2 separate regions of the Homo sapiens genome follow, and region 2 is linked to region 1. A link is a contact called in ENCODE Hi-C data. All regions are on one chromosome and are shown on one strand. The core of a region is the stretch at or near the end of the contact, and the rest is flanking DNA. Distances in the headings are between cores, read along the strand shown. Region 1 holds the start of LRRC27 (leucine rich repeat containing 27). Region 2 overlaps INPP5A (inositol polyphosphate-5-phosphatase A).

Evidence for each region. Hi-C counts contacts between places; a loop is a spot of excess contacts on that map. Pooled maps may share reads with other maps.
Region 2: a pooled map shows a loop between it and region 1 (3-fold over the local background). The contact joins the enhancer-like site here to the promoter of LRRC27 in region 1. A Hi-C loop is called at or near these places in 7 of 50 pooled maps.

Annotation. Positions count from the first base shown.
Region 1 is chr10:132,330,093-132,334,091 of GRCh38, forward strand. It overlaps LRRC27 (leucine rich repeat containing 27), which reads left to right and starts at 2,101. Exons shown (of 11, transcript NM_030626.3): 1 at 2,101-2,164; 2 at 3,385-3,642. The coding sequence starts at 3,433. It also overlaps a transcript of STK32C not described here. RefSeq lists an enhancer at 1,384-1,918 and a silencer at 1,803-1,922.
Region 2 is chr10:132,629,428-132,633,426 of GRCh38, forward strand. The region is part of intron 2 of INPP5A (inositol polyphosphate-5-phosphatase A); the gene reads left to right. Among named protein-coding and RNA genes, the nearest start is that of INPP5A, 94 kb to the left of the region's middle. RefSeq lists an enhancer at 1-3,881. Within about 2 kb of position 2,189, at least 25 of the 41 ENCODE cell types and tissues checked have a DNase peak (open chromatin) inside an H3K27ac peak, as active enhancers do.

The DNA of each region.
Region 1 (3,999 bases), core at 851-3,350:
CGTTGGGAGGCTCACCCAAGAATACTTGCCAAAAGGCTACCAATGGATACAATCTGGCTGGGCAAAAACTGAGCACAGTAAAGGGCAAAACATGCTCGTACATACAATTAACTACTGACTACAAAAATTAATGTAGCATGAAAAATGTGAAACAAAAACCTGAGGCAACAATAACAAGCAAGAGGGAATACGCTCAAATGGTTAGTAAATGTTTTATTTGTGAAAAGAGATACTGGAATGCTGAAACTTGTTAGAAATAGCATCGTGCTGAAATCTTCCATCCCCTTCGCCACTCACGGCAACACCCATGTCACTCCTCATTCTCTCCTTGCTCTGCCCGGGTGGCTGGCCTCCCCACGCTCCTGAGAAGGTACTGGTTGTGCTTTCAGCTTCCTGATTGGTAGATAGTTGGGTATGTACGAAAACTTTTTTTTTGAGACAGGGTCTCGCTGTCACCGAAGCTGACATTAAGTGGCACAATCATAACTCACTGCAGCCTCAAAATCCTAGGTTCAAGCGATCCTCTTGCCTCACCCTCCCACACAGCTGGAACTACAGGTGTGTGCCACCACACCCAGCATTTTTTTTTTTTTTTTTTTTTAATTTTTGTAGAGACTGGGTTGCCCAGGCTGGTCTCCAACTCCTGGCCTCAAGCGATCTTCCCACCCTGGCCTCCCAAAGTGCTAGGGTTACAGGCGTGAGCCATCGTGTCCGGCCTAAAAAACATTTCTTACTGTGATCTCTTCACAAAAATAAAACGTAAATCCCCTCAAAGTGGATAGTCGTTTCTCCACATAATTATGTCGTTTCCTTTAAAAAGTGGAATCAGGCCGGGCACGGTGGCTCATGCCTGTAATCCCAGCACTTTGGGAGGCCGAGGGGGGCGGATCATGAGGTCAGGAGATCGAGACCAGCCTGGCCAACATGATGAAACCCCGTCTCTACTAAAAATACAAAAATTAGCTGGACGTGGTGGCGCGCGCCTGTAGTCCCAGCTACTGGGGAGGCTGAGGCAGGAGAATTGCTTGAACCTGGGAGGCGGAGGTCGCAGTGGGCCGAGATCGCGCTACTGCACTCCAGCCTGGGAGACAAAGCAAGACTCCACCTCAAAAAAAAAAAAAAAAAAAAAAAAGTGAAATCATGGCAGACTCCAGCTAAACTGTCCGGGTTTCCAGAGTGTTTCTGGGTGGGACAGAGGGTGCTACTTTTCATTATCAGTTGGATCCTGGAATGAAGGTGCACGGGACTCCAGGGTTCCACAGGACCACGCGAGCACCTCCCCTCCCGCCCGGTGTCATTTCATCTTCTTCCAAATTCTCAAAACCCTTCCTCAGGACACTCACTGCGTTTCCTCGCCCCCCTCACTCCTCCGTCCAGAGGCAGCCTTACTTCTCCAAAGAGGACGCTCTGAGTCTGCGTTCCCCTGGCAGCAAGTCCTGAGGCAAGATTTGGGGACAAGCAGCTCCTGTGGGAAGTGGCTCCAGGAAGCCCCAGGAGAGACGCGGGGAGTGAGCCCAGCGGGAAGGACAGGCAGCGAGGACCGCTCCAAAGGTGGTGCCTCAGCAGCAATTCTTTTCTGCTCGGCTGTCCTCGAGCAGCCCCGCCCGCCCCGGGCCCTCCGGCTCCCCAGACGGCACTTAGCATCCCGCTCTCTTCCTTCCCCTCTGTGCCAGGCCGGTCGCCCCTCCAGACCCTCGCGGTCTCTACTTGCCCGTCGACCACCACCCCTTCAAGGCCGCGGGCGCGGAAAAACGGATGCTACCGTTGGCCGCGTGCGTGCGCAGGCGCACCACCCCCTGCCACCCCCGCGCAGGCGCACCACAACCCCCCCACCGCAAGCGCAACCCCCCGCCCCAGCGCAGGCGCACCACACCCCGCCCCCTCCCGGGCAGGCGCACCACACCCGACCCCCTGCCGCGCAGGGGCACCCACACCCCGCCCCCGCACGCAGGCACAAACCCCCACAACACGCACACCCCCGCGCGCAGGCGCACCACACCCCTCGCGCAGGCGCATCACAGACACACTCGCGCTCAGCGTGGCGCCTGCGGGATTCCGTACCGGCGTCTCCATGGCGACCGCGTTGGCTGGGTGGCCTCCATTGTCGGGCTGCTGCTCTCAGCGGCGGGGCTCGCCAGCGCTTCAGTGGGCGGGGACGCGGCAGGTGAGACGGGGCGGGTACGGCCAGCTCGCTGAGCCCTCGAGGCGGGCGGCGGCAGGAAGGTGGTGCCTCGGCCCGTCGTGCCCTGTCGCCTAGCTCCAGCCGCGATGCTGACCGCAAAGGCTGCCCTTCTGAGGCCTGGAATGTGAGGCCCAGAGCGTCGGACCCAACTCAGCCTCGCCCGGATGGGGAAATCGAGGCAGGGAGCGGGGGTGGGCGTGCGTGGGGATCCCTTGAAGGCAGCCTCGGAAACCCCACGGAGCCTGCGCTGCCTGGGCCCTGTGTGAGTCCAGGCTGTTGTTTCACTTCTGGTTTTAAGATACTTTCCCTGTTCTGAGGTTTGAAGCCTCCCCTCCTCTGTTTTAAGTTCCGTGATTCGGAGAAAACAAGTGAACTGACCGTGAAAAAGCCCGCGGGCTTCCATGGAATGCAGGCTGCCTGGGGTTGAACCCTGCTGGGTCCCGGTGTCGCCTCTACCCCCCAATTAACTGCGCCCCTGGAACAGTTCCCTAACTGATCTGCGCCTCATATGCCAATCATTGGGCTGTTGAGTGACTTGAATTAGGTGAACTGATGCATTCCAACGTTGATTCTTATTGCCGAATAAATTGTTTGGAAATTGCAAGTGGAAGTGTGCCTCGCTGAATGAGATTTTGGTGAACAATACTTCTGAGTAAAAGTGTTGCTGGACAACGAAAATTCGAGATTAATTTAACAGGTTTTTCCCCGGTGCTTAACTGGGTGTAAGCCAGACTTAGTTCTGGTCACTGGGTCAAAATGGTAAACAAAAGACAGGCTTCCTGGCCTCAAGAAACTAAAAACATAGTTCAAATGGCACAGAACCACACCAGAGGTAAGAAACAGTGCAAATTTCCACCCGCCCCTAGTCATTTCATGGAAGCGTTGCAGTTGATTTACAGGCTTTGAAATGTTCCGATCTGTTTACATCCCTAAAATGATCATTACTATTGTGCGCCTTTGCGTTTTCCAGGAGTTAAATCTTGGAACTCCATTGTACAAAGTGAGAGCAGAGAATTTTAATCTGAACCTCTTTGTATTCCTTTTTTTTTTTTTTACATGTTTAAAAGTCAAATTTTTGCTACTGCTTAGGAAAAATGATAGCTTTTAAAGCAAGTTACATTACAGTAGATCTGCCACACAGCTATTCTGTTTTGCCTCGGTATAATTAGTTGCTTCTACGTTTCCCTTTCCCGTGTCTCCAGGTGACTCCAGACCAAGGAGGATGAGCTGCTGTCCCTGGAAGAGAACGGATGGAGGGAAGCAGCTCCTACGAAGTTCCCTCTGTGGCTGCTGCTGATCTGGAGGAGGGTGCTGGTCAGACTAGGAGCTTGCCTGCCACCCCCTCCAAAGATGTTCACAAGGGTGTTGGAGGCATCATCTTTTCCTCCTCACCGATTTTAGACTTGAGTGAAAGTGGTCTGTGCCGTTTGGAGGAGGTCTTTAGAATCCCCAGCCTTCAAGTAAGTGGGGCTGCTCCTCAGGCTGTGTGCCCACAGGTCCCCTATAGACAGAAATGGGAATGTACCCCTGGGCTTTATTTGTAGGCTTCTTTCTCTTTGGAATTGATGAATTCTAAAATTAAATAGAGGAAAGGTTAACTCATAGTTTCATACGCCAATCACAACAAAATGGGAAATTCATGATGGGGACCAACCAATGGAAATAGTACATCTATTTAGATGAAGGTGTCTGTTCTCTTCCTTGCAGTTCATCTCTCAAAACCTGTGGTAGAAACTACTGCCAAACACGCTTGGTCTCTTAATTAAAACACAAAACCTTAAAGAAAATCAGGCAACATGAGCAGTTAAAAACTTTGT
Region 2 (3,999 bases), core at 939-3,438, 300 kb after region 1:
TGGCTGAAGATAAAAATCTCATCGTACATCTTTGAAGGGAGTTGTGTTACATTTGCATGCATAGCGGAAGATTGGCTGTGGGGCGACGGGAGACCTGAACAGAAGGTTCTTCTGTGTCCCCTCTTTTTCTGGAAGTCTCCAGTGTGGCTCCAGGGTTGGTGCTAGTGGCTGTGGAATGAGTGTTCACTTGCTGCTGCGTGGTTTGGCCCTTCCCTCTGCATTGTGCGGACAGCCCTGTGCTGCGGCAGTTCTCCACATGCATTCCACACGTGAGCATCCATGAGGGGTGGGTATCCACAAGGGAATGGCATCCACGATGGCCAGGTGGCCTCCGGGGAAGCTGTCCTCCAGGGAAGGCATCCATGAGGGAGGGTCCATGAGTGGAGGGTATCCATGAGGGAGGGGTGTCCACAAGGGCAGGGTGTCCTCCAGGGGAAGCTGCCCTCCAGGGAAAGACAATCATAAGGGGAAAGTGTCCATAAGGGGAAGGCATCCAAGAAGGGTGGGCGTCCTTGAGGGGAGAGTGTTCTTGAGGGCAAAGCGTTCTTGAGGGAACGTCATCCTCGAGGGAAAAGCATCCTCCAGGGGAAGGTGGCATCCATGAGGGAAAGGTGTTCATGGAGGAGGGCGTCCTCGAGGATAGGGTACCCTCTAGGGAAAGACATCCTTCAGAAAGGCATCTATGAGGGGATGATGTCCTCCAGGAAAAGGCGTCTATGAGGGAAAGCCATCCATGAAGAAAAGGCGTCCATGAGGGTAAGGTGTCCATGAGGGGAAGGCGTCCATGAGGGAAAGCTGTCCATGAGGGGAAGACGTCCATGAGGGGAAGGCGTCCATGAGGGGAAGGCATCCTTGAGGGGAAGGCATCCTCCAGGGATATGTGTCTGTGAGGGGAGGGTGTCCTCTAGGGAAAGGCCTCCATGAGGGAAAGACGTCCTTGAGGGGAGGTGTCCTTGAGGAAAAGATGTCTATGAGGAGATGGTGTCCATAAGGGAAAGGTGCCCATGAGGGGAGGGTGTCCTTGAGGGGAAGGCAAGCTCTAGGGAAAGGCATACATGAAGAGAGGCCATCCTTGAGGAAAAGGCATCCATGAGGGAAAGGCTTTCATGAGGGAAAGATGTCCATGAGGGGAAGACATCCATGAGAGGAAGACGTCCATGAGGGGAAGACGTCCATGAGGGGAAGACATCCATGAGGGGAAGACATCCATGAGGGGAAGACATCCATGAGGGGAAGACATCCATGAGGGGAAGGCATCAGTGAAGTGAAAGTGTCCATGAGGGTGGGGGGCGGGTGGGGCCTCGGTCGCACCTGCCATGACCCTGGACTTAACCTTGCCCTGCCCTGTGCGGTGGTGGGGGCCGGGAGGCGGCGGGGGCGGCGGGGGACGTGCTTCTTAAACTAGAGCTGATTTGTGGGAGCTTCGATGGCCCAAGCCCGGACTTTGTTCGGGTTAGAGCCCTGCGTTTCCACCTCTGCCCGTGGCGTCTCCGGCAGCAGCTTCTGGCTCCATCTGCAGATTTGCTTAAGTCACTTGCCCTATCTCTGGGGGGAAGGCTGCTGCATGTGGTCAGTGTGGTAGAACCCACAGTCTCCCCAAAAAACCTCTAGGCTGTGCTTGGGTGGGGCCTGCTGGGTCCCACACCCCTCCCCATGGTGGCCCAGCCCCACGCAGGGCCAAGGAAAGGCAGCTCCAGATCACACAGGCTGGCCAGGCTGCCTGCGGTGAGGTCATGGAAACTCATGGTGTCCTGTGTGCAGGGCGGAGAGAAGAACAGGCCCCTGCCCACACAGCTGCTCCGTGTGCCCTGGCCGGTCCCATCGGCTGCGCCTTGAGGAGGCTGTCTGACCAGGGGCCTGTGGGAACCTGGGTCTGGTTGGTCACAAACAGGCCTCTTTCTGGGGTCCCAGCACCCGTTGCAGCCCAGCCCAGCCCCGAAGGGACCTGGAGAGGAGAGCCCCCACCCAGGGCAAGGGTGGGCAGCGGGGATTTTAAACAGGGTGTTTTCCAGGCGTCGTTGGCAAGTAACTGTGGCCTTTTTCTATCAAGAAATTCCCGTGTCCCTCTGCGCGCCTTATCTTGGCATGGGGCTTCCACTGGGGTGCTGTGCAGGATGTAATTCCTTTTTAGGTCACTCCGATACTCCTCTTTGGAGAACGCCTGACAGGGCCTGGCTGTTGCTATTTTTAACACCGAGTCTTGGCCGTGCCGATGGACGTGGCCTGGGCAGGCCTGTGCTGCCTGTTTCCTGGGAACCAGGGGCCCTTCGTGCTGGGCCCCGCTCCGCGGCAGAAGCAGGGTGCTGCTTGTTTGGCTGGTGAACGTGCTTTTTCTTGCCATGCCTTTCCAAGATATTTTTCCTGGGCCTTCCTATGAAGCATCCAGTTCAAGGACACTATAATAAAACAACCCATGTGGTTTTATTGACTGCCCTTTTTTCCTTTAAGGTAGGAGCACCTGCTTTTTCACTGTAGAATTTTGGTGAAGAAAATGCACAGCTTTGGGCCGTGACTTCCCCGATAGTTCCAAGGTCACGCATGCCAGTGTCATTGTCACTCAGGGCGTGAAGTGCTGAGCAGAAGCTCAGACTCGTGGGTGGAGATGTGCACCCCCATGGGGGTTGTGTCTCTTCACAGCCCTGCCTGGTAACCTGGGGACACTCGGTCACATCTGTGCTTTGCAGCAGTGTGTTTCCAGCCAGGCCTGACCCAAGCGTGCTGTCCGACACTGTGGCGTGGCCTTTCCTGTCCATCCTCTGCGGTCCAGCAATATGTTTTGTTGAAGGGATCTTTGTCCAGGATCGTGCAGGCTGCAGAGGCTCCCAGGCCAGCCCTGGGGAGCTGCTTGGCTTTCTGCAGCTGCCTAGAGCTCTGTGTGTGTCCCTGTCCTCCCGGATGCCAGGGCGCCTGTGTCCCCTGTGGCTGTATCTCTCTGGCACGGGCCAACGCCTGTGGTGTGAGTAGCTGTGTCTGGCTGGTGTCACCTCACTCTGTCCAGCCTGTGCTGAGCCTGGATGCCAGCATTGTTGACACCTCACAGCGACCGTCTCAGGAAGGCATGTGCCGAAGTGGATCCTCTGAGAGGCAGGAACCAGGCCCCAGAATTCCCGCCAGGAAGGGGTCCAGCAGGAGCCCGTGCCCGGTGTGCTTCCTGGAAAGCCCACACTTCCACCCACCACCACTGCACCCCGCCCAGATTGTCATGGGCACTGACTGAATTGATCAGGAACTTGGGAGCCAGGTGTGAAATGCAGCCATTATTAAAAATCAAATTATATAAACCTGTAATAAAGTAAATATATTAAAACCAAAGGCAATAAATGCCCCACACTCATCCCTTCCTAATTATTGTACTGTTACGTATGATCTTGACTATTTAGCTCTGTGTCTGGGTGAGGGAAATACTCACACAGTATTTGATGTGTGAATGATGGTGCCTTGCCGAGCACCTCTCCTACCCCAGGTTCAGTGATGCCACATCGGTGGCTTAGCGTTGGCCATGGCGGGGCATTCACACCTCGGAAGGGCAGTCCCAGGGCCTCGCCTGGAGAGCTAGTATTGAGAGCTTTCGAGCACACCACTGCCTGGGGAGTTGGGGGGCTGGTTCTGTCTCCCTTCCCCATGGAGGAGGCCTCTGTCCCCAGGGCAGGGGCTCCTGGGTGCTGGCTTACTTGGTCAGGTAAAGACATTGCAACAAAGGTGCCCTGTCCCTGGCTGCCTTTTGTGGTGGTGCTAGCCACCCATCAGCTTCAGTAGTGAGCTCCCGGACCTCAGCCCCTGCCTGGCTCCCTTTAGTGGGCGAGGTGCTTGAATCCTGGCTGTTGGGAGTCATTGCTCATCAGTGAAGCATTTACATTTACCCGGTACATTCTGCAGCTTCACTCACTTGCAGAGGAAATATTTTTTTTTCTGTTAGCCAAAAATGTCCAATAGTAGGTCACGAAAACCCATCCTCTTCAAATGAGCTATTTTGAGTTTCTCGCCTTGTGCAGTGACTAA